3 separate regions of the Homo sapiens genome follow, and all the other regions are linked to region 3. The links are chromatin loops, found by intact Hi-C in ENCODE. Cell type or tissue: PC-9. All regions are shown on one strand. Links, peaks and the distances in the headings refer to the core of each region. The heading gives the core; the rest is flanking DNA. Region 1 overlaps SLIT1 (slit guidance ligand 1). Region 2 overlaps ARHGAP19-SLIT1 (ARHGAP19-SLIT1 readthrough (NMD candidate)). Region 3 overlaps SLIT1 (slit guidance ligand 1).

Region 1 (10,636 bases), core at 2,614-7,613, 80 kb after region 3:
TGTAACCCAAAACTCTTTGGTTCCAAAGCCCATGATTTGTTATTAATTTGTTTTTTGTTTTGTTTTGTTTTTTTGAGGCAGGGTCTCACTCTGTCACCCAGGCTGGAGTGCAGTGGCACAATCTCTTCAACCTCTGCCCCTTGGCTCAAGCAATCTTCCCACCTCAGCCTCCCAAGCAGCTGGGTCCACAGGAACATGTCACTGTACCCAGCTAAAGTTTGTATTTTTTGTAGAGACAGGGTTTCACCATGTTGCTCAGGCTGGTTTCAAACTCCCGGGCTCAAGCAATCCTCCCACCTCGGCCTTTCAAAGCGCTGGGATTACAGGCATGAGCCACCACGTCCAGTTATTAAATGTTTTAAATAAGCAATTGGATGCCACTAGAATCTTGAAATCAGAGGAATTTAGACCTGAAAGGTATCTTGGAAAGCAATATCAAATTTAGTGGTCATTTTTGTGTCCCTGATCATTTTTTCTAATCATCTACAAAGATGCATTAATTGATTATAATTATATATAATTTGATATACAGCCTCTTGCAACGTCAAAGGATTTTCCATCTGAATCAGCTCTTCTGAACATTTTTCTTTCTTTTTTTGGGTTTTGTTTCTGTTTTTGTTTTTGATATGGAGTTTCAATCTTGTTGCCCAGGCTGGAGTGCAGTGGCACTGCAACCTCTGCCTCCCAGGTTCAAGCGACTGTCCTGCCTCAGCCTCCCAAGAAGCTGGGATTACAGGCGTGTACCACCACACCCGGCTAATTTTGTATTTTTAATAGAGAGGGGGTTTCACTATGCTGGTCAGGCTTGTCTTAAACTCCTGACCTCAGGTGATCCACCCACCTCAGCCTCCCAAAGTGCTGGGATGACAGGCATGAGCCACCATGCTCAGCCCCAAACATTTTTCTTTTAGGTTTTTTTTTTTTTTGACGGAGTTTTGCTCCTGTTGCCCAGGCTGGAGTGCAATGGTGCGATCTTAGCTCACTGCAACCTCCGCCTCCTGGGTTCAAGAGTTTCTCCTGCCTCAGCCTCCTGAGTAGCTGGGATTATAGGCATGCACCACCATGCCCAGCTAATTTTGTATGTTTAGTAGAGACAGGGTTTCTCCATGTTGGTCAGTCAGGCTGATCTCGAACTCCTGACCTCAGGTGATACGCTCGCCTCGGCCTCCCAAAGTGCTGGGATTACAGGCGTGAGCCCGGCCTCTTTTAAGATTTTTAAGGTGAATTTTATGGATCTTCCAAAGGGTGGCCTGACCTGGTATAAAGACATGCCCACGGTCACATGGAGAGTCTTACTACACTCCCAGGTGGGGCAGGGGTGGGAGTGAGGCATTGAGGGGAAGACATCCACCCCGCTACCAGGTGCCTGAAGCCACTCCAGCTCTCCCAGCCCCTCAGGATACTCAGGGACTGTCCTAGCAAGGCAGGAAGTGAGGACAAGGGACCTAGCAAAGGAGCACCCACCTGCCCAGCTTCTGACCACGTCACAGTGTAACTGTCTATGGTGGTAATGTTACAAGCCAGGGGAGCAAAGGACAATTCACCGCAACACTTAGGTTCAACATGGAGCAGCCACGGAGGCCCTGAGTCCTCTCAGAAGCACCGACTCCCACTCTGGGGCCTGCCTAAGGGAGGCCAGCCGGTGGAAAGGGAGCCCAAGTGAACATAGAAACAGCAGAGGGAATTATTGCACATTCTGAAGTCTTCCTAGTAAGATCAAAAGTACAGGCTGGGTGCAGCAGATCACACCTATAATCCCAGCACTTTGGGAGGCCAAGGCAGGAGGATCATTTGAGGCCAGGAGTTCAAGACTAGCCTAGGAAACAAGACCAGCCTGGGCAACAAAAATTTTTTAATTAATTGGGTGTGGTGATGCACACTTGTAGTCCCAGAGTCCCAGCTACTCTGGAGCCTGAGGTGGGAGGATCAGTTGAGCCCAAGAGGTTGAGGCTGCAGTGAGCCATGACTGCACCACTGCACTCCAGCCTGGTGACAAAGTGAGACCCTGTCTCAGACAGAAAAATAAAAAGTCCAAAGTAGGTGATGGAGTCATCTACCTGGATACTTAGGGTCATCCCTTAGCTCAAGGAAGAGTCCTAAGGAAGCTCGTCTCCCTAGCCTTCTCAAATCAAAAAATAAAAATAAAAATCCAAGCGCTCACTAGCTGTGTGATGTTGGGCAAATTCTTGGCTACTCTGAATTTCAGTTTTCTCCTCTATGACAATGGGGATAATAATAATTCCAGCCTCATAAAGTTGTTGAGAGGATTCCATAAGATAATGATGGAAAACCCTTAGCACATGATAAATGGCACCTCATGCTGTTGTGACGATTCCTGCCATTACCCATGACAGTCTCTGCTGTCTGTCTTGTTCACCATCAGTGCCTGGTGTCAGAGTAGATGCTCAGCAAATAGCAGTGACCTGGCAGAGCACAAAAGGGTCTTTCCCATTGCGACATCAGAGGCCATGTGAGCTTCAAGGAAACATTTGGATCATGTAGTTTGAAGGCTGGCCCAGTGCAGGGGCCCCTTCCTGGCTTCCCCGTAAGGTTGGTTTAGAGATTGCCCACCTGGGCTCTGCTTGACCTCGCCCAGGGCCAGAGAGCTCACTAATGCTTGAGGCTCAACATCCACTCCCAGCCTGCTATTCCTTGGAATTGCCCTGAGACCTTCCTGCTGGTACTTATCCTGCTTCTTCTGGAGAACAGAGAGTAAGCCCACTCATCCCCATGGCCCACATCCATGCTTTCAAATCCTCTCAGCAGCTCTGGAGACCTGAAACCTCTCCAGTTTCTTCACTGACCCCTCACAGGTCCGGGGGCCAATTCTGGGTGCCTGTAAGTTTGCAAATGTTCTCTGGAGATGAGAAGCCTGGAGCCAGGCACCACAGTCTGAGAAAGGTGTTCCCAGCAGCCCTCAGCTCCCTGATGGCTCTCACTGACCAGGTCTTCCAGGCCTGGAAGAGCCCTGGGCATCCTGACCCCTGAGTCCCTCCTATCTTTCTGTCACTGGGTCATTGCTGAGGGGAGGCTCAACAGCAACTGCAGCACTGGGCACCTGGGCATCCTGGGTCCTTCTCTAGAAATCCAGTCGCCACCTATGAGCCACCCGGCCTTCTCACTGTACTGTGAAAATGGTGTTTCTCTGCCCTTCCTTCTGAGGAGCCAAGGCTCAGAAAGGAAGCCTGTGTCAGATTCCAAGTCTTTTGAAAACAAAGAAAACATAGACTCCTCCCAGGAGGACTGGGGTACCAGGGATAAAGGGAACCTTCCCATAAGATCAAAGTGCTCTGTCCTTGATGGGCAGAGTATGAGAAGCAGGGGGCCGAGTTGACAGAGCACAGGCTCTGGAGTGAAACCTTCATCCAAGCCTTGGTTGTGCCAGTTCACCTGCTGTGTGACCTTGGGCAAGTTGCCTGACCTCTCTGAGCTTAATGTAAAAGTAGAATCAACAAAATACATTTCACGGGCTGTTGAAAGATGAGAATGAAATAATATATGGAGAGTCCTGGTGGCAGCCTGGGTCAGACAGGTACTGAATAAGTCTTCATTATGATGAGGAAGGAGGAAGAGGAGGAGGAGGCAGCAGTAGGAGAGGAGAAAGAGAAGGAAGAGAGAGAGAAATAATAATTCAAATAATTCATCCCCACCCCACTTCACCTCCTCCCTCCAGCTAGAGAAGACCATCTCCTGAGCTAGCCGAAGCCCACTGCAAGGATTCCAGGTTCTTCCTCCTTAGGGCCTGTCCGGAGCCCTGGGGTCAACACTGCTTTCCCAGCTTCCCCAGAGGAGGGAAGAGTGGAGGCTGCTGATGAGGAGCACCCCCTACCCACAGGTCTAGCCCGGCATCCTGGGCCTCCTCCCTGAGCTGCTGACCAGGAGCCCATCCTGTCTCCTCTATGCCTGGTGAGCAGTGGGGTTTCTGTCCCTGGTCCAGCTCATTTCAGGAGGCAGTGGGGCTGGGGGCTGGGCATCCTGCCCAATTAACACTCTCAAGAATGCCAGCGAAGCAGCTGCCATGCAGTCGGGCTCCCCAGGGAGAGGGGCCCAGGTGTTCCTGCCTCCTCTCTGGTGCAGGCTGGGGGTGGGAGAGCCTGTCACCAGGCCTGGTCCTCACCCCAGAGCATCTGGGCTTCCTCTGTAGGAGTGGGGAGCATCTGGCAGCCCACATCCCCTCCATCCCCAGCCCACCATGGAAACGAGAGGACGGATGGGCTCTGGAGCTCCAAAGACCTGGGATTCACTCCTGCCCACCCCCTCCTTCCACCCGTCAGCTTGTTACCTGTCTGTGAAATGACAACACACTCTGCTGCCCACTGTTGTGAGGTAACAGGAAAGCATATGGCTTGGAACTTGGTCCACAGTCAGTACCCAACACTGTTTTCTCTCCCTCCCTCCCCATCCCTAACTACAGTGGGTGGCAGAGACATGCCAATACCTTGCTTCATAGAGAGAGGAGAAAATGAAATCAGAAAAAAAAGCAATTTTTTCTCTGTGTTTCTACGAGCAGAGACTTAGAAAAACACTTGACATGAAGAGAAGTTCCAGGGACATGAGTTCTGACATCAAGGAGCCCAACCCTGAAAGATCTGAGAATAAAGCATGTGAAGTGGGTGTCCAAAGAGCAAAGCAGGTAAATTAAAAAAAATTACAGGGAGATGAAGGACTAAGAACAACGTCTATTAAATAATTATAAGGAAAGATAGCTTCCTGTCTCTAATAACTTATTTGCTTGGAAAATTTGCTCCAAACATACTCTCCATGTCGATATTTGCTTGATGTTTGCTTGCATTTAGCTAGCATAATAAAGGTGTTTGTCTTCATGTTAACAACTAAAAAAAGGAATATGACTATTCAAGGTTATAAATCCACAAGGGTGTGGATTTCCAGGAACAACCCTTGAGGCTCTATAGCATACTACTGCCACCTGGTGACAGTGTACCAGGGGTAAATTGGAAGGGTAGAATTTGAGAGTATATAAATAATCTCTTCGGTTGCTGAGTCTGAAAAAGTCCATGAGGCTTGGGCCATGCAAGTGACGCACATGCAAGTCACTCAGTTACCAGCAACTATTTTGAAAAATCAGTGAACTAAGATCCACTTCTGGCTCTCCCTGAGGACAACTCATTTCCGAGTTACAACCTGAGTTCCTTCTCTGTGAATGGAGGGGCCTAAAAGACCTCTGAAGTCACTGCCGGCTCTTATATTTGAATGTTCTGTAAATGTGTCTCAGAATGAAAGCTCAATGAATACATTTCAGAAACCCCAGGGGGATCTGTCAAAATGCAGAGTTCTGGTTCCAGCCTCAGATTCTCAATAAGAAGGTCAGGGGTAAGGCTCTGAAATCTACATTTTTTAATAAACAGCTTCCTCATTCTCTAGTGTTTGAGCATGGCTATTCCAAATCTTTGCATTTACTATTTAAGATTCTACTTTATTAAATTGAGACGTTCTGAGGTGTCTGGCCCCATCACAGTACGCTCACATTTCCTGAGGGCCTGAATATCACATAATACTCAGTGCAGCTTTACAAGGACTATATGGTATAAGAAGGTTTTAGGCCCATTTTGCTGATGGGGAAATTGAGACTCAAAAAGGTGACACGAGCAGCCCGAGGTCACAGGCTGCGTAAGCTGGAGCTGGGTTTGAACCCTCAGTTTTGGGATGCCCATGAACTTCCCAAAGAACTCAGGGCCTTCAGGACTTTGTCCTCCACTTCTTGGCGCAGCAGGACTTGGGGCACTGACCTAGCCATGGAGTTAGAGCCCACTCCCCACTTTTAAGGGCTTTCTGCAGGCTTCGGGCACACTCCAGACTCCAGCCCATGCATCTCTTGGCCTCCCTTGGCATCTTCTGTGCCACCCATCAAAGCGCTCCTCTATCTCCAAAATGGCCGTCGCAGGTTCTGACCTTCAATAGAAAAGGCGAAGGTATGACCAAACCTGTTCTCACCTCTTCTGCCCAGGAGAACACACATTATTAAGGGGGAAGGAAACATGGCTCATCTTTCCTGTAACTGCTGCTTCCACTTAAAAGACATACCGAATGATTCAAACCCAACTCTGTCACACACTAGCCACGTAACCTTGGGCAAGTTACTTAACCTCTCTGAACTATACATAATTTCCTCACCAGAAAAAATGGGGATAAAAGAATCCTCTCTTATAGGATTGCTGTGGGGATTAAATGAGACAGTACATATAAAATGTTAGCCATGACGACTGGGATATAGTAAGTGCCCAATAAATTATAGCTAAAAAACAAAAGGCATACACACACATGCACAACATATGGCTTGGAGAGAAACGGAAATACATCCCTGCTCTGACATGTCTGTTTCACTCAGGCATGCACAACGTGACCCCGAAGCTGGAAGTTTCCACGCAGCCCAGCAGCGATGGGCCATTCAGGCAGGCACTGCCTGGGGTCTCTTGTGTTCCCCTGGAGGGGCAGTGTTCTAGCTTGGGAAACGGGTGTCTGGCTAAAGTCAAAATTAGGAAGAATTCTCCGTCCTCACCACCCCTCTTACCTTCCTGTAAACCCATGGGAAACTCCTCAGGGAACCCCACCCTCACAGGAAGGTCAGGGGTCAACTCATCGCCATCCTATTGGCTGGCACAGAAATGGTGGGCAGATCCCCCTTCCCCGATCCTCCCAGGTGGGAAGTGGGTTTATTTCTCTTTTAATGGAAAGGGGCGGGGGAAGCTAGTGGGTCTGGCCAGCCTGGCTGCTGCCTCCGTGTTCTTCAATTACAGGGACAAAATGATTTGATGCAGGAACCAAGCAGACATCTGGGTTCCAGTTAGCATCTGACATGGGGCCTTGCTAATTAATCTGGAAACATGAATTCACAATGGCTCAAATCCGAGCGCAGTCAGGGAGAAAGCCAGCTGATGGGCCGTGAACAGAAGGTGGGTTGCGACGGGGCGGTGCGAGGAGGTCATCGGGAGGGTCTGGGAGGACTCAGGAGACGGCGCCTTGGGTTCACCCATCCTCCCTGGCTTTGCATCTGACCCCCAGAGACAGGCAGGAGGTGGCTCAGCAGCGGTGGGGAGGGTCCCGGTGGACGCCCACTCTGTGTTGGCAGCCAGCGAGGAAGACAAAGGGACTCAAACATTTCACCCCATCAGCTAGATCAGTCCCTTCGTTCTCACCTGGAGCAAATATGCCCAATGTTGGCAGATTGGCCCATCTTCCTGGGGCTTCCAATTCTTCCTCACTTAGTCTTGAAAGTTTAGGAGGAAATACATATTTTTTTTCCAAAGGGGTATATATATATATATATATATATATATATATATGTATATGTATATAGATTCAAAAGTACTTATCCATTTAACAAACATTTATCTGTCAGTTACCTTCTAGTTGAGCCTTTATTGGGCACCATCCATAGAGCTAAGAGTTTTACAACATTATGACATTTAATCCTTATGAATACCCAAAGAAGTTTTAGCTCCATTTTACAGTTTAGCAAAACAGGACTCAGAGAGGTTAAACTAGTTGCCTAGGACTGCACAGCTAGTAAGGTGCAGGGTCAGATTCAGCCCAGGGTTGGGCAAGAAGACAGTGTGCCAGGCCCGCTCCCCACAGCCACTTCCCTGTGACTGCTGAGCTCATCCCCAGCTGCCCAAATGAGACCCAAATGGCTTTGGGGCTCTGTGAGAAAGGAGGGGCCGCAAGTGAGCAGACCCCACCCTCCTTTCCAATGTCTGCTTTACATCTCCGGTGCCCTGTGAGATTTACTTGAATACACAGGACTGTTGTCTGAAAAGTGTGTGTCCTCCTGATTCAAATCCACTGCTCCCATTTCACAGTTAAAGAAACAAAACTCCGGGCAGGCTCAAGGACTTGTGTCGGGGTACTGGAGCCGAAACGCAGTTTCCTGACTCGCAATGCTGCTTCACACCGTGTGCACGGGCGGCTCTGAGCGGCGGCGCAGTCCTTCCTGGCTCCACATTTTCACAGGCTTTGCATCCTGCTGAGGGTGCAGGCTAAGTCACCCACCCTCTCTGTGCCTCCTCCTAGGATGTTGATGATGCTAAGCGGCCGACACCTCCGGAAGAGTTCAGCACAGTGCTTGGCACACAGCAAGTGCTCAGTAAATATTAGCTATTCTCATCACTTTGCCTCATTGCTCCATGGTAGTAAGACAAAGGCCCCTATCACCCACTGGACTCTGACTCTCTCTCCCTACCCTACGGGAGAAGCTGCCTGAAATGAGAGCCGATCCAAATAAAATGCTTACAATGGTTCCTGCCACATAGAAGGGTTCATTCAAGCTTGGCTAATATTGTCATGACTATTACTATATTACCTGGACCGCCTTCTCTCTCCCGGTTCTGTCCCACCAAAACTATTAGATGTCAAGACGGTCTCCCTGGCCTGGAAGTGCCAGCATCTCACACCTCTCTCCAGGCTGACAGTTGGCACTACTTTGCATTCTCTCCTTCTGTAGACCTATTCATTGCTCCCCAGTTTCCTTTGGCTTCTGAAAATTAATTATCAGTGATTTGTTAAGTTCATTAGCTCTGCCTCTCAACAGCATGGAAGGCCTGCCATCTGGACCCACATTTTCACTTTTATGCACATTGTTCCATAATTACACAATAAGTGGTGTCACCCTGAGAAGCCACGCTGAAGGCAGTCGGCTTACCCCCTCCCTTCTGCAGACTTGGGAAATCTCTCACCAGGACGAGCTGATCTGTCTACTCTGCTCTTAGAGCTGCCATCCCTTCAAACATGTGCAGAGCCCCACCAGCTTTCCCTTCTTAAACACAAATGCACCCCGACTATGCACCAGGGCCTGTGGAAGTGCCGTTCATACAGTCTCTTATTTAAGCCTTCAGTAATTCTGCGAGGTCACCATTATTAACCTATTTACAGATTAGGAAACTGAGGCTCAGAGAGATGAAGTAACTCACCCAAAATAATGCATCATGTCAAGTAGCGGAGCCAAGATCCGAACCCAAGTCCTAATCACACACCAGAAAACCCTCGGGCTAAGTGCAGCGTGATTCTGCAAGCCCACCCCTTGCCTTCTTGCTACATCCAATTTCCCTCCTGCCTTCCTCTGCAGGACCTCTCAGACGTGTAGTTCTTACCTTGGCTCCATTTCATCTGCCCATTCCTGCCTCATCAGCTATAGTCCCGCTCAACCCCATTGCTTTACCGATGCCACATTCTTGACAGGATGGACACATATGGCTTAACGGCAAGAACAAATTCTACTTATTGAGCACGCGCTACCTGATCATTGCTATAATATATTCCTGGATTATCTCATTTAATCCATAAAATCTTATCAGGCAAGTAACACAGGAATTAACAAACACATTTTACAGATGGGAGAACAAGGTGTAGAAAGATTGAGCCACTGCCCGCAGTCATCCAGTTAGTAAGTTACAGAACCTCGACTTGAAGCCAGACATTCTGACTCCAGTGTCTACTTCTCCAGCTCCCTCGTGAGGACAGAGCCAACTACATTTCTGAGAGGGAGGCTGCTACAGAGATAAGGATTCCAGCAACATGGAAGATGGGGTCTCCCATGTCTTGAGATGAGTACCAACAGGTTCCCACAACTCCATTGTAGGCAACTGAAACCCTGTTTTCAAGTAAACAATAATCAGAAGGGAAGATGATTCTTGCCTCATTCATTCAACAAACATTTACTGAATATCTAATAGATAGCAAGGGCCATGCTGGGTATTGCAGACACAGGGAACACAGATGTGCACCCCAGCTCTCCAAGGGAAACAGACTCCTGTTACGAAAAGGTGAAGCCACGGTGTCGAGAGCAGGTGGCAGAGGAACCCCATCCAGCCCACGAGGTGAGGAGGGAAGCCTTGCTGGGTAAGTGGTGTTTCAGCTGAGACCCGGAGGATGACAGACATGGCCTGGATGATGTGTATGTGAGTGTGTGTGAGTGTGTTACACAAGTGCATGTGCATCTGTCCAGGGAGGTACATACTCCGGGCCAAGAGAACAATGTGTACAAGCCCAGAGTGGAGTGTGAGGAAGGCACATCTGAGAGGAGCTCAGAGAGCATCAGGGCAGCCCTTGTATTCATTCAACAAATGTTTGCCAAATGCCAGTGATGCTTCCTGGGAGCTCCTTGTCCAGAAGCTGCTTGCCAGTGCCAGCAAACTAGATCTGGCTTAGAAAGTCCGTCCTAGAGCTGCTTCTTCTCTGAGTTCTTCAGACAGACTCCAAGTTTGTGCCTCACCTGCTCAGCAGCTCTATATTTCACCTGTCTATTTCACCTGTCTCTACCTTGAGGCTCATCCCCTCCAGCATCTCCAGGCCCCTCAACTTGTCCTCATCAACAGATGTCATTTATCCAGGAAGGAAAAGGGGCTAATGTTTGTGGAGGCCAGCCCTGCACAGGGGGCCTTCAAACACCCTTCAAAGAACCCAACCAATATCCCCAAAACAGAGATGCTATTACCATCCCCACTTTACAGATGAAGAAACTGAGGCTTAGGGAACTGCAGTGACAGTTGCCGCACGTCACAGATCTTGTCATGCTCTTCCCAAAGACGTGATCTTCTGAAGTCAATGCCCGGCCTTCCCTAAAGGGATTGCCAAAAAGTCACACATGTCAAGTAGCTTTTCCCTAAAAATCTGACACCTTTTA
Region 2 (10,636 bases), core at 3,426-8,425, 170 kb after region 3:
GGGACAAAAAGGACAGCAGTCTCACTTTCCCCAGCTCGAGTTTTATTGGCCAACCTTGGGCCACATACCCCTGCCTTGGGCTAATCATGTGAGTCTGAATTCTGGGTGCTACTTCCTGGTCTGTGGCTTGGACTATTCAAGCTCTCTAAGACTCAGTTTGCCCATCCTTAAACAAGGATAATAATAATCGTACCTACTTCATTGGGTTTTTGGGGGGATCATTCATTGATTTAATGAATACTTATTGCAGCCAATTCTGTGCCAGGCAGTGTGTTAGGTGTTGAAGCTACAGTAGAGGACAGAGACCCAATCGCTGCCCTCGTGGAGTTAATAGTCTAGCGAGAAAGACAGATGTTACATAAATAAACACATGAACGATTCTCTCTATTACAACTGTGAGAAGTGTTTTAAAAGTACAGAGTTCCACTGGAGAGAGGGAAAGGAGACCTAGCTCAGGTCAAATGAGTAACATTTAAAGAGCCCAACACTGGGCTTGGCACGACTTAGCTTTCAGTCTATGTAGCTATCATATAGTTTTTACTCGGCATCCTCCCAACCCTCTGGCCTCCCCACAGCCACTTCCCACAGGGAGAGGAGCTGAGTGACTTGGCTGCCCTGCAGCCAATTACAAGCTTCCTAGGGGACAGACAGCAAGTGTGGCACATGCGTTGGGACAGCAGCGGTACAGCAGGTCCCAGGGAAGCGCAATGCTGGTGGGCGGCACACACCCAGCTGATGACATCGCCACTTATTGGGAGCAGCCTTTCCTGGGCTCCAGCTGAAGACCCAACCAGGAGGCCTGCAGAGGCCCCAGTGGCTTCTCAGGTTCCAGGGTCTCCCAAGCTCCTTCGGCTGGCTCTGCATGGAACCCTAAAATGCACTGCCGAACAAGTGACTTGCCTTTCACCATTGCCAGGCTCTGCCATCATGAGCCTCAACTCCCTAGCCTCAGGGACAAGGGTCCTGCCCCTACCCCTGCCCCAAGGCACCGTGCTGTATAATCACTTCCTAGTGACCGTTTGCAAACCTCTTTGTGATCCAGGGATGTGTCTGTGGAACATACTCTGTCCCCAGCAGGGCCCTATACAGCTCCTACCCACCTCTCTTGTGCAGAGGCACTGTTTCTTCAGGGAAGAAGGGCCAAGAAGCTGCCACATCGGATCACTGCCACAAACACTGGCTCCGTTCCCGCCCCCATCACCACTGCCCTGGCCTGAGCTCAAGCCCCCATGGGACCCCAGTGCCAGCCCATCTGGCTACCCGGCCTCCAGGGTCTCCCTTCCAACATGAGACAGCCAGAGGGGCTGCCTGGAGCACATGCCACTCCTCCATTTGAGCACCTTCAATGGCTCCCTGGATCTGCACCATCCGGCCAGTCCCCTAATGTTGCCACAAGGCCCTTGTGATGTGGCCCTTGCCTAACATTTCCAACTGTATGTTCTCAGCCAGCCAACTATATGCACAGAGTTTGCCTGGAACATGATACATGTTTGTCAAACACGTGTCCCCTTCTGCATTAATTTACTATGTGCCAGGCTCTGTGTGTGGCTCTGGGATGCAGTGGTAAGCCACACGGACATAGTCTCTGCCCTCAGAGAGTTCACAGTCTAGTACAGGAGGCAGACTGCAATGAAACAAAAGCAATCACAAGAGCTTATCAGGGCAGGGTGTGGTGGCTCATTCCTATAATCCCAGCACTTTGGGATGCTGAGGCAATCGGATCGCTTGAGCCCAGAATTCAAGACCAGCCTGGGAAACATAATGAAACACCCTCTCTACTAAAAATACAAAAATTAGCCGGGCGTGGTGTCATGTGCCTGTAGTCCCAGCTACTTGGGAGGATGAGGTGGGAGGATCACTTGAGCCTGGGAGGCCAAGCTGCAGTAAGCTGTGTTCATGCCACTGCACTCCAGCCTCAACAGAGTGAGACCCTGTCTCAAAAAAATAATTAATTAAAAAAAGAGTTTATAGTTACAAATTATAGTGAGAGCTATGAAGGACCCATCCATGAAGGATGGAGAGTATTAGAGAAGTGTGACTTTGCCTGGGAGTCAGCAGCTCCCCTGAGATGACACCAACCTGACATCAGATGAATGAGTAGTCACCATCCAGGTGAGGGGTTTGGGGGTGGAGGGAGAGTGTCCCTGATGCTGAGGCCAGAGAGCACCCACAGGCTCTGGGATCTGGAAGCCTGGGGGCAGGTGGGCCCTAGGGATCCCAGGGCTGTGAGTGGAGATGCAGATGGGGCATGATCCCCCTGAACCGAGGAGGGATGGGAATGAAAACAGGGAAGCCTGGTGAGTGATGCTGGGGGTTTGGACTGATGTCATCACAGTAGAAATGCCAAGTCAAAGGGGACTTTTTAATTGAACTTTTTTATTATGGAATTTTAAAAAATAAATAAATGTAGACAGAACAGTACCATGAACTCCTGAACCCCTCATCCAGCAGCATCCACAACAGCTGACCCACAGCCAAGCTTTTCTCAGCTATACCCCACCCACGCTCCTTACCCCAAATGTATGATGCCGAAACAAATCCCAGATTTGTTTGCTGTGTAGTTCACCCATGGATATTTCAGTATGTATCTCTACAACAAAAGGACTGTTTTTAACATAACCGCATTATCACACCTAAAAAATAAATGATAACACAAGGGGAAATGTCTGAGGCTTGATATTTATTGCCAAACTACCCAGAAAAGCCCCCCGCCGACCCCAAGCAGGTGTGAGGGTCCCCATCTCACTACACACTTGCCAACACTGGGAGTTACAAGAGATGGATTTCTACAAGAGGCTCACCCCAAAACCGAGGAGCTAACCCTTAAATTCCAGGTTCACTTAATTAAAATGAGGCAGCCACAGAAACACTTTCTGTGGAAATCTCTCTCACACATCCAATGGCCACTTGTGAGCGGCCAGCGATTGGGGGTTGTAGAGACAGGAGGTGGTGAGCCCAGCAACCCCTGCCAGCTCCCCAGGGTGGGCCCAGTACCGGTTCATGGAGTACCCTGCCGGCTCCCCAGGGTGGGCCAAGTGTGGGTTCACAGAGCACCCTGCTGGCTCCCCAGGGCGGGCCAAGTGCGGGTTCATGGAGCAGGGCCCCTGCCCATCCTTCATCTCCCACATCTGCCCTCAGCCAATGGGGCAGACTGAGAAAGGGTTTCCTTAGGACCCAAGGGTTTCCAGAAACAACCCACCAGAGCCAGAGAGGGAAGGACCAGCAGGTGCTCCCTCCTATGGCAAGCACATGCCCCTTCAGAGCTCAAAGGGTTTCTGTTTGAGCTGAAACCTAGGGACTCACTGCCTTGCCTCTCCTCAGACCTGTGCCCCCCCTACAGTGACTCATGGGCGTCCCATTCAGTCAGGAACCTAGAATATTAAAAGATCTACAAGCCAGATAGGTGAGTTTTCAGGTTCAGAAAGCAGTTTCATCTTTCTAGTAAGATGGAGGCAGCCACAGTTCCAGAACTCTCTGCGCAGTTCCCTAACCTTTCTGAGCCGTGGTCTTTACCTAATCAGGTTTGACTTCCTGCTACAGTCTCCTACTCTCAGTCCAGAATAGAGGCGGCAACCAGGCATGGTGGTACGTGCCTGTGGTCCCAGCTACTCAGAAGGCTGAGGTGGGAGGATCGCCTGAGCCCTGGGAGTTCAAGGTTGTAGTGAGCTGTCATCGCACCACTGCACTCCAGCCCAGGTGAGAACCTATCTCTAAAAAAATTAAAAATAGAGACAGCTGTCCTTCCTGCAAGCCAGCCAGCCAGACACTGAGTCTTTGCTGTGTTCCAGGCACCCTGCTAAGCCAGGGAGATGCAAGGGTGAATAGGAACTGATCCCTTCCCTGCAGGAGCTCACCATCTCTAAGAAAAGCAGTCACATAAACACTGTGCAACGTGACCAGGGCTCCAGAAGAGATGCGTTCATGCTGCTGTGGGAATTCAGCTAGTGGAGCCAAGAGCTCTGCCTGGAGAGAGAAGGCTTCTAGGGGGCGGGATCTTAAAAGCTGGGGCTTGAATGACACTGGGGAAAGTCAAGGTGGGGGAAATCATCTCCTGGACAGGACATGAACTAACACTCTTTGGATTCAAGCAGCAGAACATCTTTTCATACACTTACTGGACATTTGTACGTCTTATTTGAAGTAATGTCTATTCATATCCTTGCCCATTTTTAAATTGGGTTATTTGTTTTTTTTTATTGTTGAGTTGTAAGAATTCTTGGCCAAGCTCAGTGGCTCATGCCTGTAATCCCAACACTTTGGGAGGCTAAGTCAGGAGGATGGCTTGAGCCCATGAGCCCAGGAACGTGAGACCAGCCTGGATAAGACAGCGAGATCCCATCTCTACAAAAAATTAGCTAGGTATGGTGGTACACATCTGTAGTGCCAGCTAATGGGGAGGCTGAGGTGGGAGGATTGCTTGAGCCCAGGAGGTTGAGGCTGCAGTGAGCTGTGATCACATCACTGCACAACAGCCTGGGAAACAGAGCAAGACCCTGTCTCAAAAAAAAAAAAATTCTTTATATATCCTAGACACTACTCCCTTGTCAGATATATAAGTTGCAAATATTTTCTTCCATTTTGTGAGTCTCAATATCCTTTCATACCTTTTGAATCTGGTGCCATATACATATACTAGCTATTCAGATATCATAGGTAATTCAACATTTTCTGGAGCCACAATAAGAAAGTAAAAAGACAGCTGGGCGCGGTGGCTCATGCCTGTAATCCCAGCACTTTGGGAGGCCAAGGCGGGTGGATTGCTTGAGGTCAAAAGTTTGAGACCAGCCTGGCCAACATGGTGAATCCCCATCTCTACTAAAAATACAAAATCAGCCTGGTGTGGTGGCGGGTGCCTGTAATCCCAGTCACTCAGGAGGCTGAGGCAGGAGAATCTCTTGAACCCGGGAGGTGGAGGTTGTTGCAGTGAGCCAAGATCGTGCCACTGCACTCCGGCCTGGGCGACAGAGCAAGACAGAAGCTATATTATGTAGAATTCCATGACAGTGAATGAGGTATTCCATGGACACAGATGGTTGCACTGGCAGAAGTATTTTGGGAAGAGATGGCAAATCCATATCTAGAATAAGAGTCTGTTCCAGTGAGGACAAAATTGATGTCCCCTCTATGGTGGAAGGGGTCCAATGTAGTTAGTCTGCCACCAGATGGCTGGCTGAGGTCCCCCCACCTCCAGGAATGATGAGCTTCTGAAATGTCTGGAGGGCATTTTCTTTCCTTCCTTTCAACATTCACTCAACAATTTGCTGGGGGCCTCCTCTGGTCCCAGCCCTATGCTCAGACTATAAATGACATAGCAGGGGTTGGGCCCTTGGTCACTGTCTCAGGCTTAGGGTTTAGAGACATGAGAAACAGAAATGGCTGCCATGGCCACCACTGCTAAAACAGAATGACCCAGTGAAAAGAGCACTGGGCAGGGAGTCTGGGGTACCTGACTTCTAGTCCAGGTTTGCCGCTAGCACCCATGTGACAGAAGTGGGGACACTGTGCTTCTCTAGGCTCAGATTCCTCATCCTTGAAACAGAATGGAAGCTCCAGGATGGCGAGGACCAATGGTGGACCAAGGCTAGGGGGTGATGAGGGGGTACGTTGTGGAATCAGTTCCCCTTGGGTGCAGAACACAAGTCATTTGTCAGCCGGGTGCAGTGGCTCACATGTGTAATCCCAGCACTTCGGGAGGCCAAGGCGGGCAGATCACCTGAAGTCAGGAGTTCGAGACCAGCCTGGCCAACATGGTGAAACTCCGTCTCTACTAAAAATACAAAAATTAGCCGGGCGTGGTGGTGTGTGCCTGTAGTCCCAGCTACTCGGGAGGCTGAGGCAGGAGAATCATTTGAACCCAGGAGACGGAGGTTGCAGCGAGCCAAGATCGTGCCACTGCACTCCAGCCTGGGCAACAGAGCCAAGCTCCGTCTCAAAAAAAAAAAAAAAAAAGAGTCATTTGTCTCTGAAGAAGTTTTTAAATAATTAACTAATAGTTGGTCTCCTTTTTGTTATCACAATACACCTGCTGTTCTAAACAATGCCAGTAAGAAAATACTCATCCAAAAAAAAAAAAATCCTTGTTTTGCCTGAGTTCTAAATAATTACTACAGTTACTATTAGGTTTTCATAATGTACGTGTAAGCTTTAAATTAGCAATTTTAAAATTATTTATCTTTTAATAAACATTGTATTCTACATGGACGTTAACTTGGAGTACTCCGTTCTACAGTTGTACCCAGACACACACAGACCCAACTACCTGTGATTTTTCTAGGGTAAGTATGTAGTGGCTTGGAATCTTTCAAGCTCACTTCTGGCAGAATGATTAAAATTTAAACAAATAAATCAAAGACAGAGAAATTTAAGTCCCCACCAACCCCGTCTCTTAACACTTGATGCATTGAACCAGGGAAGCTCACCTGCGCCATCTAGTGGTAGAAATGGTGATTACAGGCACGTGTGGCTGGACATTCTCATCCCTGCGGGCAGCTCTTGTCCCACAGGAGTAGGGGGCACAGGGCTATGGAGCGCTTGAAATGCGACTCATCCGAATTGAGATGGGCTGAAGGTGTAACATGCATACTGAATCTCTAAGACTTAGTATGAAAAATAATGTAAAGTAGCTCTTTAACAATGGATTATACTGATTACATATTGGTTTTCTATTGATTACACATTCAAATGATAATATTGGGGGTGAGGGAAGCCTCGGGAAGGTTTAATCAGACAAGTCAGCCCCAAGGCTATTGCATCCTAGGTCCACCTAGATCACAACGAGCAAGTTCCTTCACTTCTCAAGGCCTTAGTTCCCTCATCCTTAAAAATGGATGGGTGATACCGACATCACGAGACTATGATGATTAAATGCGATAAGGCATACAAATGCCTAAGACATTTACGCTCAGGAGAAATTGGTTTCCTTTCTGTCAGAGCTAATCAAAATGGCAGAAAAACTAGAGTAGGCAGCCTCCTGGGGGCACTCTCAGAGGGTCTGGATTTATTTCCCTTTTTCCCCTTTGGCACTATGCTGCAGGTGTGTGGCCCAGGCAATCAGCCCTCCTAATTGTGGAGGACCAGCTCCAGCTGCCGCCCTCCTGGGCCCCTGCCCGCCTCGGCGCCCACTGTGTGCACAGCACCAGGCGCCAGCTCGTGAGCTTGCTCTCATCCTGTGGGCCAAGGCCCAATCCCACCTTTCTGCCTGGGGGTCTTCCCAGCCACACCAGCCCCTCCACTTCCCGCAGTGGGCGGCCTCCCTGTATCCACACCCACCACAGGGCACAAACCGCACACCCACTGCCACCTCTGCATCAGTGGTTCTGTGTCATGCTGGACCAACAGTATCAGCATCAGCTGGGAACCAATGAGAAATGCAAGTTCCTGGGCCTCAGACCTGCATCAGAGACTCCAGGGGTAAGGCCCGGCCATGCTTCAGAAAGACTTCTAGGTGACTTGGCTGCCTGGTCAGTTTGAGAACCAGTGCCCTATCAGCCCTCACAGCCGCCGGGCGCGGTGGCTCACGCCTGTAATCCCAGCACTTTGGGAGGCTGAGGTGGGTGAATCACGAGGTCAGGAGATCGAGACCATCCTGGCCAACATGGTGAAACCCCGTCTCTATTAAAAATACAAAAAAATTAGCCGGGCGTGGCGGCGGATGCCTGTAGTCCCAGCTACTCGGGAGGCTGAGGCAGGAGAATGGCGTGAACCCGGGGGGCAGAGTTTGCAGTGAGTCGAGATCGCGCCACTGCACTCCAGCCTGGGCAACAGAGCAAGACTCCGTCTCAAAAAGAAAAACACAAAACAAAACAAAAACACAGCTTCCTTTGCTCTCCCCTCTGCTCCCCTCCCACCCCCTCCGTCAGTGGAGCCCCTATTCGGTTGTGGAGGAACTCCTGTGCCTAAAACTACCCTGTCATCTTCCCCTTCACCATTTCGCCCATGGTAATCTTCACCAAACTTTAGCAAACTTTCAGTAATTTTATCACATATGCAGGCCACTTTTCTATTTCTTCCTCAACATTTTAAATTTGATACAAATTCAAATACACACTTTAGGTGGGCACAGTGGCTCATGCCTGTAATCCCAGCATTTTGGGAGAGCAAGGCAAGAGGATTACTTGAAGCCAGGAATATGAGACCAGCCTGGGCAACATACCAAGACCCCATTTCTAAAAAAAAATTTTAAAATTAGCTGTGCACTGTGGTGTGTGCCTGTAATCGCGGCTACTCAGAAGGCTGAGGCAGGAGGATTGCTTGAGCCCAGGAGTTAGGGGCTGCAGTGAGCTATGATGGCACCACTGCACTCTAGCCTGGATGGATGACAGAGACTTTGTCTCTAAAAAACAAAACAAAACAACCCCAAATATACACTTTAGCCTGGTCCTAAAGAATCTAGAAATTCAGACTTAACATATAAGTTATATTTTTCTATCACATATTAAACACTATTAAAGACTGTTCATCACCAGGCATGGTGGCTCACACCTGTAATCCCAGCACTTTGGGAGGCCGAGGCGAGTGGATCACCTGAAGTCAAGAGCTTGAGACCAGCCTGGCCAACATGATGAAACCCCGTCTCTACTAAAAATATAAAAATTAGCAGCTGGGCGCGGTGCCTCACACCTGTAATCCCAGCACTTTGGGAGGCTGAGGTGGGCGGATCACCTGAGGTCAGGAGTTTGAGAACAGCCTGACCAACATGGAGAAACCTGTCTCTACTAAAAATACAAAATTAGCCTGGCGTAGTGGCACATGCCTGTAATCCCAGCTACTCGGGAGCTGAGGCAGGAGAATCGCTTGAACCCAGGAGGCAGAAGTTGCGGTGAGCCAAGATCGTGCCATTGCACTCCAGCCTGGGCAACAAGTTGTGCCTATAATCTCAGCTACTTGGGAGGCTGAGGCATGAGAATCACTTGAACCCAGGAGGCAGAGGTTGCAGTGAGCCAAGATCGTGCCACTGCACTCCAGCCTGGGGGATAGAGCAAGACTCTGTCTTTAAAAAAAAAAAAAAAAAAAAACAAAACACCTGTTTATCCAAAGTACTGTCTAGAAGTCATTTTGGGGAAACGATGCCTGCAGTGTAGCCTGACTCTCTCACAACACACTCTATCCTACCCTTTCCTGTCTACCCCTCAGGGCTTCCATTTCCCTCCTCCTCTCATCTGCAGCCCCGACTCTTGACAGCCCTACCTTCCTGGACCATCCAGCACCTCCCTTCCATCAACCCCCCACCCAAGACTCTGACATCCCTGACGACTCCCTGTGAAACATCACCAGCTAAATAAATACACACGGAATGAATGAACTCTGGGCCCTCAAAACATCCACCTCTGCCCCACAGCGCCCCAAGCCCCCGTCCTTATGTAACTCGTCTCTAAGTAACAGCTCCAGGAAGTGTCCCTGGACCTCCCGTACACATCTTTCCGGGCCTCCGCCCACCCACCCTTCCACCTTACTTTCCCACCCTCACCAAAGGCCTCGTATGTGCCAGGCATTGCACTAGGTAGTGTGGAAACAGAATATAAAGAACAGCTCTGGCCTTCAAGGAACTCAGATTCCCATAAGCCAGAACCAGTCTTCTTATTCCTGCTATTGCTCCCAGAAACATGTCACAAGCATCCTCCTTTGTCCACATCAGAACACCTGGAAACACAGGGTCAGCCAGAGTGGGAGGCATGGTCAGCACACCAACTGTGAGTTAGCAGGGGTTTAATAACAAAAGCCATCTCCAGTGACAGAAATGAAATCACTGGCAGCCTGGGGCAGGGGCATGGGGAACTGACTGCAAAGTGGCATGAGAGAACTTTCTGGACTGACGGAAATGTACATCTTAATTGGGGTGGTGGTTACAGAGACGTATATGTTTGTCAAAACTTATCGAACTGGCCGGGCGCAATGGTTCATACCTGTAATCCCAGCACTTTGGGAGGCCACGGCGGGCAGATCACTAGAGGTCAGGAGTTCGAGACCAGCCTTGCCAATATGGTGAAATCCCCATCTCTACTAAAAATGCAAAAATTAGCTGGGCATGGTGGCGCTTGCCTGTAATCCCACCTACTTGGGAGGCTGAGGTACGAGAATCACTTGAAACCAGGAGGCGAGGAGGCTGCAGTGAGCCGAGATTGCGCCACTACACTCCAGCTTGGGCGGCAGAGTGAGACTCAGTCTCAAAAAAAAAAATGTATCAAACTATATGCTTAATAGAGTTAATTTAAAAAGAGATAGACTCAAGTCCCCCACACTGCCCCTCACTAATGCATCAACTGGGCCTAAGTCGCCATCTTTCTGAAACTGTTTCTCTAACACATGGTTTGTGGGCTAGTTCAATGATTTTCAAGCCACTTATTTAAACAAAATCTTACTCTAAACCAGGTAAAAGGGAGCTCCCTGGCTGAAGAGGATGCGGAGAATCAGGTGCTGTCCTTCTGACCCCCTTCCCCTCCTCACAGTAACCCTGGCGGCACTGCATAAACCTATCTGAAACCATTGGGATCCATTGTCTCTAAGGTCCCAAATAGCAATGACCGTCTTTGATTCTATGTCTCTGCTAAAGATTTGCTTCAGACTAAATATATCCCCTTTTCCTCCACACCAGATGGTTCTATATTCCTCCCCATGTGGAAAGAGTAGGTTTTCATGC
Region 3 (10,636 bases), core at 3,314-8,313:
GGGAAGCTGAGGTGGGCGGATCACCTGAGGTCAGGAGTTTGAGAACAGCCTGACCGACATGGCAAAACCCCGTCTCTCCTAAAAATACAAATATTAGCCAGGCATGGTGGTAGACGCCTATAATCCCAGCTACTCGAGAGGCTGAGGCAGGGGAATCACTTGAATCTGGGAGGCAGAGGTTGCAGTGAGCCAAAATCGCGCCACTGCACTCCAGCCTGGGCGACAGAGCGAGACTCCCCATCTCAAAAAAAAAAAAAAAAGTTATTAAGAAGGGATTTTCATTATAGCTTTCAGTTTCCAGAGCCCACAGGCTAAGCCACTGTCCCAAAATGCTTCCAAGTAACTGAATCCATCCAGGGCAGACAGGCAGATTAACAAGGGAAATCACACTTGCAATAGCGTCATGCTGGAAACAGCCCCCGTGTTCCCCAGCAGACGAATGGATGAGCAAACTGTGGCACATCCATGCCTGTACAGTGGAACACAGCTCAGCAATGAGAAAGAGCTACCGGCACATGCAACACCACACCATGGGTGAAGCTCAAAATAATCATGCTGGGCGCAGAAGCCAAGCAAAAACGACTTTCTCCATTTGTATGTAAAACCCTAGAAAATGCAAACTAACCTACAGTGACAGAAAGCAGACCAGTGGTTGCCTGGGTCTCGGAGCTGGGAGAGGCAGGAGCAGGGGATTATCAAGAATAGCACTCTTTTTCTTTCTTTCTTTTTTTTTTTTTTTTGAGACAAGGTCCAGCTCTGTCACCCAGGATGGGGTGCAGGGGTGTGATCTTGGCTTGCTGCAACCTCTGCCTCCCAGGCTCAAACCATCCTCCCACCTCAGCCCCCCAAGTAGCTGGGACCACAGATGTGCACCACCACACCTGACTAATTTTTTTATTTTGTATTTTGGCTTGGGCCCACATTCAGCTCCTGGAGAATGGCTGGGTCAGGGCCCCTTCCTTTTTTGGGTACTGGCTCTACTGTTCTATCTGTAAAGTGAGGTGTTGGAAGGTGAATGAGATACTTTTACACACCAGGCAAATATAAGGGACACTTGGTAATATGTTCTGATCAGTTGCTTGGAATATAATTAAAGCCAGCATTTAAATATCTTAGAATATGGCCACAAAAAATGTTCAGAGGGTCACCGCTCACAACAATCCAAACTGGAAACAACCTCAATATCCATCAAGACTAGAATAGATGAGGAAAGTGTGGCCCGTTCCTCCAAAGGAACATTACCTAGCAATGAGAATGAACAGACCACAGCTGCCACGGTGGCATGAATGGATCTCATAGACAATGCTAAGCAAGAGAAGCCAGATACAAAAGACTATCACCCATATGATTCCACTTGAACAAAGTGAAAATCGACAAAATTAGACTATATTATTTAGAAATGCTTATGTAGATGGTAATGCTGTAAAGAAAATAAAAGAAGTGATCCTCATAAAGTCAGGACAGCAGCTGCCTTGGGGTAGGGGAGGAGACAGCAATAAGGATCAGGAAGGGACAAGGTGCTAGCACTGTTCTATTTTTTTTTTTTTTTTTTTTCTGAGACAGAGTCTCGCTCTATCACCCAGGCTGGAGTGCAATGGCACGATCTTGGCTCACTGCAAGCTCCACCTCCCAGGTTCACGCGATTCTCCTGCCTCAGCCTCCCAAGTAGGTGGGACTACAGGCACCCGCCACCCAGCCCGATTAATTTTTGTATTTTTGGTAGACATGGGGTTTCACCATGTTGGTCAGGGTGGTCTTGAATTCCTGACCTCAAGTGATTCACCTGCCTCTGCCTCCCAAAGTGCTGGGATTATAGGCGTGAGCCACTGCGCCTGGCCGAGTGTCCTTAATTTTTGACTTGGTATCTACATGTGTGCTAGCTTTATGATTATTTGTGAAACTGTATATTTATTTTTTTGCACTATTTACTTTTTGCATTATTATTTTCCATATATGCCATATGTTGTATTTCACAATGAAAGATGTTTTTTCAAAGTCTTTTAGGCTCTCAGGCCCGGCACCCTCTCCAGAGGGCAAGGCGTCTGCAGGCGAGGGATCTGGGAGCAAAAAGCACAGGCTGGGGCTAGGGAATGACTCACAGCCATGGCCCCGGGGCCCCCCACCCCAGCCCTGCTGGGACTCACAGAGTGGTCAGCTGGCTCATGTTGGTGAAGGAGGAATTGCTTAAGGAACTGATCTTGTTGTTGCTCAGGTCCCTGGAAAAGGCAAAGGCATCATGATTTAGAAAGAACTCACTCAGCCCTGGCTCACATTCACGGGCTTCTTCCCCTCCCTCACTCTGCCCAGGGCCATTCCCCAGCCAGGTTGGCCAGGGGTGGAGAGGAGCCCTGGTGCACAGCCTCGGGTCTCAGCGCTTGCTTAGCTACAGTGCTGCGCTGCTCCCTCAACTCCCTCAGGTACCAGGGCTTGGTGCCTCCATTTCCTGACCCTCACCCCCATCCCTCTGCAAGCAGAGCCTGGCTCTGCCCCTTTTTACCATGGGAACACTCCCACCAGGGTGTTGGTGGCCTCCCGACCAGATCCAGCACTCTCTCCTTTCTCTCCTGCCAGCACCTTAGGTGGGCTCGTTCAGAAGCCCTCCCTACGAGGCAGTCCTATGAGGGAGAGGGCAGCCCCATTTGACAAAGACCCAGAGTCTCAGAGGGATCCATGACTCTTGAAGGGTCACCAGCTGGTCGGAGGCAGAGCCAGATTCAAAGCCGGTCCACTGGCCACAAGCCCAGGTTGCTGCCATGGCCTCTCCGAGTCACCTGTGGCATCTGACACAACTGATCTCTCTTCTCTTCTCAAAACTCCCGCCACCCGCTTTCCTCCGCTCCCGACTGTCTTTGGGGGCCTTTGGCTGTGCCTCCTCAGTCTCTGGTAGAAGCTTCCTTTGTACTCAGCCCAGAGGCATGGGGATTGCTAAAGCCCATCTGTGCCCTGTTTAGTCCAATCTGGGTGCCCTCGGGGACGCCCCTGTGCTGACAGTGCCCCCCTCCCCATGGCCCCAGCCTGTCCTCTCATGAACTCCTCCTCCTGATGCCCACAGATACTCAAACTCCGCCCGCATCTTGTTCTCCCTACCACGCCCCATCCCCCAGGCTCCAGCTCCATAATGCTGCCTGCCCACACATCTGCCCTCTCATCCCACCCATCTGATCCGCCCCTGGCTGGTGGCCCTGGTCACCTCTCGCACCGTGCCCTCCTCCTGAGCCAGCGTCCTCTCTCTCTGGCTCCTGCCTGGGATTCTGACCTCATCTCTCACCCACTGCTTTGCCCCTTTTGATCCATCTGCCATGAGGGTGGCACCAGAGCAATTTCTCTATGACACAAAGCTGACGAAACCCCACAGTGGCACCCATGTGCCTAGCATGTGGACTCCAGGCCCTCTAGCTGGCCACCTGTCGGCACTCCTGGGTCTAGCCCCTGCCCCTCCCTCCCTCTGCTCCCTGCTCCGAAGACTTCCCAGGCTTAGGATTCACTAAGCTTCTTGAAGTTCTCTGAGCAGACTACACTCTGTGGCCCCAGACAGCTTATTCCCTCTGCCCACCAATGAACTCCAGCTCGTGTTCCAAGATGCCCTCCCCGCAAGCCGCCTCCCTGAGTTGATCACATCCTCCTTGAGCCACAGCCCTAATCAGCATTGACCTCTGTTGGAACCCTTATCACCCACACGACTTTATGCGCTCCCTCCCCTCCCCTGCATCCTCCCTAAACCATGACAGTCTGGAGAGGGGGCCATGACTTCGGGGCCTTCACGTCTGCCCACTTCATGCGCTCTCAGCTCAGGAAACATTTAGAAAATGCAACGATGTGCCGTGCCTTCATCTTCTCCTCCTGAACGTTCCTCTAATCTAATTCTAAATCATTCCACTGTCTTTGGAGATACATTTAAGTGCTCTACTGAATGTTCAACACACTTTGTGGTCCTCCCCTGTGATGAGGAGGTGGTGGTACTTCAGCCCCCAAGAGGCAGTTTCACTGGCTCAAAGCACTCTGACACCAGCCACTGAATCACACTACTCCATCCCTTCTCCACCCCTCCCATTGGAACATTCAACACACATTGGCCAGGTCATTAAGCAAAGACAGATAAATTGGAGCTTCAAAATTCTGTAAGCCAGAGCCGCCCAAAGTAGCCAGTCCTTGAACTAAATTTCACCAACCCACAATAAGAAACTTGGGCCAAGATCCGGTCACCACACCTAGCTTAGTTTACGCGAACATTGTTTCCATAGCAAGACTTTCTCAACAAAGGAAGCAATACATTGATTTAGATTCTGGTGTAAGCGCCATATCTAATTACAAACCCATTACAAACAGTTCTGGGACTGATGTGGGCCCGTAGATTGCACTTGGAGTGGGACTGCTCCAAATCACACTAAGGTGGAATGTTCTCTGGACTTCTTTTTGGTAGAATCTGGCCAAGGAGCAGATAAAGACAATTGAAGTGAGGAGCTAGGTAGGCTAGAAAACTAAAAGGAGCTGAACTTATTATCCTGAGGCTTATTTTGTATATTTTCATGGAGTAGAAGGGGTCAAAGGTGGAAATAATAGAAAAGCAGAGGCGTAGCCTGAAGAAAAACTTAGTTACAGGTATGTATTTGTAGCTGCCATAGTTCATACTTGGTTTGAGAGCTGAGCTGGACCGAGAAGCTTTCCATCACCCTCCACTTTTCCTGGCTCCTTGGCTCCTAACCTTGCAAGAATAACCCCCTTTGTGTGTGTGTGTGTGTGTGTGTGTGTGTGTGTGTGTGTGTGTGTGTGTGTATGTGTGTGTGTGTGACGGAGTTTTGCTCTTGTTGCCCAGGCTGGAGTGCAATGGTGCGATCTTGGCTCACTGCAGCCTCCACCTCCCGGGTTCAAGCGATTCTCCTACCTCAGCCTCCCGAGTAGCTGGGATTACAGGCATGTGCCACCATGCCCGGCTAATTTTGTATTTTTAGGAAAGATGGGGTTTCTCCATGTTGATCAGGCTGGTCTCGAACTCCAACATGAGTTCGAGAGGTTATCCGTCCGCCTCAGCCTCCCAAAGTGCTGGGATTACAGGTGTGAGCCACCGTGCCCGCCCGACCAGGATAACCCTTTTAACAGTCACGACCAGCCTCACGGGGGAGCTTTGGGGAGACGGCGTGGGCAGGAGGAGGAGGCAGGTCCAACCCAACATGGCCTGGAACTATGTAATTGCCAATCGTGGCCACTAGGTGGCAAAACAGCTCTAGGCACAGCTGTTCCCAGAGGGGAGCAGGGAAAGGAAAAGAAGCAGGATCTGCCCAGAAGTGAGGTCCGTAGGAAATTCCAGGAAAGCCGGAGTCCTGATGGTTAGATGCCAAAGGCCCTCCTGTCCTCAAGCGGCCTGGATACTTACACGAGCTGCAGGTACTTGAAGGTAGACAGCTGTCCCGGAACCAGCGTGAACTGGTTCCCGTCCAAATAGCTGCAGAGAGAACACAGCGGCGTTAGTGCCCATCTCCACCTCTGGTGGTGCCCCATGCTGGGGACAGCCTTCCCTGCAGCCAGGGACTTCGCTCTCATTTCCTCTCCTCCACATAGGCCACACGATGGGCCCAGAATCACTTATGGGAGGAGAAAATATGTACGTTGTTGAAGCCATCTGGGGAGGTGCCACCCAGAGGACTTGGTAAAAAGCCAATAGTCACGTGGCCTCTCTCGGTTCCCTTCTCGCTTCCCTTCTCACCCTCCCAGCCTCCTCCTTGTCCATGGACACTCCCTGGGCCCCTGCCTTCCCCTCCCTGCTCTGCTCTTTCCTGGCCAAATAGATCTGATTTGCACGTTACCGGGCCCTGCCAGCTCCCAGGGCCCCCTGTCCACCTGCTGGCATGGGCTGTGAAGCTGATTCACAGCCAGACTGCCCAACCAGTTCCCCCTCATTCCATCAGCACCCCTCTGCCTTCCTGCCTTCCAGGCTCCGCACCCTGATGTCGCTTCTCCTCCTCCCTCTGCAGCCAGTGCCACCGCTGCTCTCTCACAGCTTGCTTTCCTTGCACTCTCATGCCACCCGCCGACTGTGCACCACCACCCATGCCCGGGCTCCTGCTGCAGCCTCTTCTGTCTGTTCTCTGCACCTTGGACCTCCCTTCTGGCCTCCACTCTACTCACTGCTATCCAAGTCACTGTCCTTAAAACCAAGCCCACCGAAATCCTCCTAAGCCCGAAGCTTCCCAAGGTTCCCATTTCTACAGGATAGAGCTTGGGATTCAAGATGCTCTGAACCTCCCCCTCTTCCCTTCATTGTTGACCATTCATGCCTCCAGCCTGAAGGTGCTAAGCAGTGGCCCAATGCCAGGAGCTGAGCCAAGCTGAGCTCCAGCACAGGATCTCCACCCCCCAACTAACTACAGCCTGCAGGACAGCTCTCCCCCACTTCCCAAAGCCCCAGAGAGGAGCAAAAGGAGGGCTGTGCTCATCCTTACCCCTCGCTCTGCATCATACAAACTGACTTCCCACCCATCTCGTTTGATCCTCGAGGCAGTCCTCGTCCACATACCCAAGTAGTCCCATTTCACAGATGACAAAACTGAGGTTTAGAGAAGTTAAAAGATTTTCGCAGGCTCTGAACTTCACCATCTTCAGTCAAAGAAGGTAGGCTGCCCCACCCATCCCATTATTCTCAGGGCTGCTAGGAGGCTCCAAGGAGAAAGCAAGGACTCATGAGGTTTGTAGGACACTAACTCTGCAGTAGAAAACAGGGTGAAGACGGGGCAGGCCAGGCCCAGGAAAAGGCCCGCAGTGGTTGATGTGCTTGTGAAGAAAAGGCCAGCCTTGCTGGTAATGCAAGAAATAACAAATAGAAGCCTCATCGCTGGTCCTGGGGGTGGGGGGAGAAAAGCTCAGCTTTGGAGGCCTGGAGGGATCAACCCCAGAGCACAGGAAGAGGTCAGAGGTCAGGAGCTGGCCAGAGTCTTTCATTGGGAGGTGTCTGCTGAAGAAGTCCCAGCTCTCCATTCCTGTTTGTCAAATGCATCTATGTCCAATCCTCCACATGTGCTCAGATACCAAATACCAATCAGCCAGGATTTCAGCACCATACTCAGTGCTGACCCAGGGAAGCAAGAAGGCCACCTTCTCACATGGTCAATGGGAGTGCAAAGGAAACAGATTTTCTTGGAAGACCATCAGGCAAAAGGCAGCAAGAGTCCTAAAAACGCACCGCTCTCTGACTGGCGATTTCAGTGAGGGGGTGTTAGCACTGGTGCTGTTTATGACAGTAAAAAAAAATTGGAAACAAATATCCAACAAAAGGGGTTTTGTTATCTGGGTCATAGTAGATTCATGTGAAGAACACTACACTGCTGGTGCAAAAATCACATTTGTGTCTTCATGACACAGGAGCCTGAGACAATGACAGGCGGGAAAGCAAGGTTCTCCTCATTTTAAAGGCGGAGCTTAGTTTAAAGGGAGGAAGCACTCGCTGCCATGCGGTCATCAGGTGACCGCAGAGGGAGAATCAGAGAGAAGCTCAAAGCCTTTCTGGAGGCAGTGTTTTCTGCAAAGCCCGAACTCCAGCTCCTAGTCAGCTAATGCCTGCTCTTGGTCACCTCCTCCTCCCATGGCTAGGCCCCAGCCCCTCAGGAAATGCCCCCACTGTCCCCGTCCTGTGGACCCACGTGAAGGGGGCAAGGCCTTGAGCTACTCACAGTTCTGTGACATTCTTGGGAATGCCCTTGGGCAGGGCCCGCAGGTGCTTGTTGCTGCATCGGACCACGGTGTCCAGGCAGGCGCACTCCTGTGGGCACTGTGGGCGGGGCAGGCAGCCCCCCTCCTCCTGGCCTAGGGAAGAAGGCACGAAGCCCCTGTCAGGGAGGTGGACGGGCCGCTGTAGGGCCTCCTACAGTCAGGGCCATGCTCTGGGGCCTCTCAGAACAGAAGACCCCTCTGACAGTACCTTGGCCATCAGTAAGTCTGTGCACTACACCTCCCCGCCAGCCACCACCGCCACCAGGAATGAAGCCCCCTGGAGCAGTTTTGAGGTTAAAATAGGTCTTGAGTTGGTCTCTTTCTCCTCAAACTCAAAGTGGACCTGGTCAAAGTAGAACAGGAGGATGGCCGCGCACCATCCCATCCCCGGAGTGCCTGCTACTCCGGGCACTGGATCGACATTGTCTCCTTAACAGTACAGTTAGGGGTGCAGCATCGCCCCTAGAATGCAGGCATGAGGAGGATGGAGACCTGGGCCTCTTTTCTCCTCTTTTTTTCACTGATAGAGCCCAGTGCCTAGTGCAGTGCCTGGCACGCAGCAGCCCTCAAAACAGATGAGTTGAATGAATGAATGAACAAGTGGATGAATTTCCATTTTATTGAGGTCTGGAGACGTTAGGCACCTTGCTTGAATCATAAAGTGGGTCCAAGGCAATGCAGAGTCTGAGCCCAGGTCTGGCTGCCGCAAAATCCGAGCCCTCGATACCACACCATCCCTTCATTGATTCATTCATCTATTCAAAAAATCTGTGCCTTCCTTTCTGCTGATTGGGTGTCAGAGAGATGATAATATCACCACGGTCGGAGTTCTTGAGGACACTGGGATGCTGGTAGCACATGCTCCCGGGTGACAGTGACCATCAGTTATGCAGGTCGCCTGTGTGCAGGCCCCACAGGATAAGGGTGAACTCACTGAATCCTCAGAACAGCTCTCTAGTGAATGTGTTACTATTAGCCCATTGGAGCAATGAGGAAACTAAAGGCAGAGTGGTTCAGAAACTTGCCCCAGCCTGGAGCAAGCAGCCTGCCTCCAGAACCTGCTCGATTGGCCACCAGGCTCTCAGCAGCAACATCTTAGAAATATTCACATCCTTTCACCTCTAGGAAGCTGTTCTAGGGGAGAGTGGAATATATACGTAGGGAGCATCTACGAGGGTGCTCCTGGCAGCACGATGCATTGGAGCGGGACTTGGGAGGTTGTCTGAATGTCCAGCAGCTGGGGGCTGCTTACATCAATTGTGGAGCCTTCCAGATAGCGGTCCATCCTGTTGAAAGGTTTTCACAGGTGGCCCTGCAAGATCCTCTGTGTGCCACACTTGTGCACATGAGCACACAGCAAAGATCTGGAAAGCCACATAGCAAATGTCGACAGGAGTTATCCAGAGTTGGGGCATGGGGGCCGGGGGGTAGTGGGCAAATCGTTAATTTTTTTTTTTTTTTTGAGACAGATTCTCATTCTGTTGCCCAGGCTGGAGTGCAACGGTGTGATCTCGGCTCACTGCAACCTCCACCTCCCAAATTCTAAAGATTCTTCTGCCTCAGCCTCCCAAGTAGCTGGGACTACAGGCATGCGCCACCATGCCTGGCTAATTTTTGTATTTTTAGTAAAGAGAGGGTTTCAGCATGTTGGCCAGGCTGGTCTTGAACTCCTGACCTCAGGGATCTGCCCGCCTCGGCCTCCCAAAGTGCTGGGATTACAGGCATGAGCCTCCGCGCCTGGCCTGTCAGTAACTTTTTTAAATCCTCCTTCTGGTTGTCCTTGGTTGTTGTTGTTTTAAGGAATGAGGATGCATTTCTTTTGTAAAAAGAAGGATAAAAGGAAACCGTATCTTGGAAAAAATAATGTTTCCAAAGGATAGTTAATGGCATGAGAAAATGCCCAAAATATATAGTTAGGTTTTAAACAAATCAGACATTTTTAAAAAGACTTGCAAGCTATTATTATATAAATTAATAAAATATATATGTAAATAGTATAGACTCTTTTTTAAATTTTAGAAGTCAGAAGCAAAAGTATTCTTAGAGAATTCATTAATTTTGTTTAGAAAATACCCTGATGGTGTTTCTTGGGGTGAAAGTCAAAGCTCTCCACTGCCACGTGGCCTGGCCAGGCCAGCTGAGGGTGGAGCTGCCACTGGGAGTAGGCTGCAGGGGGTAGAAGGCAAGAAAGGGAGAGACCAGGGAGAAGGGAGGCACCTTAGCACCCAGAAGCGGAGAAGGGGGCTGGAAGCTGAGGTCAGCCAGGGAGAAATTCCCTGCGGCAGGGTGCTGAGAGACACTAAGGATGGGATGGCTGCACAGAGAAAAATCTGCTTCCTACAGTGACCTTCCGTGCTTGGTGCTGTGGCGAAAAAATGAGGGATGGGGCTACCCTGAGAAGTCCCAGGAAACAAGGCATTGGAGCAAAGAGTGACCAGGGTTTCCTACATATGGGGGAGGGGACTCAAAAGGGTTCCATTGCATATTAAGATAAGGTGACCCCATGAGTCTAGAGTGCTTAGGGACAGCCAAAAGGCAGGTCTGAGTTCACCAAACTTACAGAAAGAAACTACACTAAAATGGGAACTGTTTTCTCTGAGCGATGGAATAATAGGTAAAGTTTATTTCCTTCTTTTATCCATACTTTCCCATTTTTTAAGGATAGGAACTTTATTGCTCTTATAACCACACAAAGACACCACCAGGCAGGCGCGTCTCCTCCTGAAAACAGGGCCTCCCCTCCCCACCTAACCTCTCCTCTCAGGGGCATGCCAGGGGGTGCTGCCTGTCCACTCCCATCTTCCTCACCTGCCCCACCCCACTGGTTGGACCCAGGGCGCCCTCTCCCTTGCCACCGGGGGGCCACGAGTTACCTTCCTCACACCTGAAGTCAGGGAAGGCCACGTCCTGCAGGGGAATCTGCCGCAAAAAGTCA

Evidence for each region. Peaks named below come from ENCODE experiments on the same cell type or tissue, not always from the same donor. Only the 100,000 strongest peaks of a DNase experiment are listed, where the experiment ranks them.
Region 1: a loop joins it to region 3, with 13 times the contacts of the local background. A loop is called at or near these places in 6 of 110 quality-filtered maps.
Region 2: a loop joins it to region 3, with 17 times the contacts of the local background. A loop is called at or near these places in 21 of 110 quality-filtered maps.

The regions. Positions count from the first base shown.
Region 1 is chr10:97,112,646-97,123,281 of GRCh38, forward strand. All of the region lies in intron 4 of SLIT1 (slit guidance ligand 1), which reads right to left. Among named protein-coding and RNA genes, the nearest start is that of SLIT1-AS1, 15 kb to the left of the region's middle. In PC-9, for the core only: CTCF peaks have their summits at 4,933 (motif pointing left) and 5,148; no DNase peak of the experiment used is centred there; H3K27me3 peaks cover 1,301 bases.
Region 2 is chr10:97,204,250-97,214,885 of GRCh38, forward strand. The region is part of intron 11 of ARHGAP19-SLIT1 (ARHGAP19-SLIT1 readthrough (NMD candidate)); the gene reads right to left. Among named protein-coding and RNA genes, the nearest start is that of SLIT1, 24 kb to the left of the region's middle. In PC-9, for the core only: CTCF peaks have their summits at 6,414 (motif pointing left) and 6,616; no DNase peak of the experiment used is centred there.
Region 3 is chr10:97,032,327-97,042,962 of GRCh38, forward strand. SLIT1 (slit guidance ligand 1) reads right to left here. Exons shown (of 37, transcript NM_003061.3): 20 at 10,575-10,636; 21 at 7,662-7,794; 22 at 5,372-5,440; 23 at 2,145-2,216. Among named protein-coding and RNA genes, the nearest start is that of SLIT1-AS1, 65 kb to the right of the region's middle. RefSeq lists enhancers at 1,942-2,698, 5,756-6,256. In PC-9, for the core only: CTCF peaks have their summits at 5,218 (motif pointing right) and 5,427; DNase peaks (open chromatin) are centred at 5,235 and 5,885; H3K4me3 peaks cover 1,009 bases; H3K27ac peaks cover 303 bases.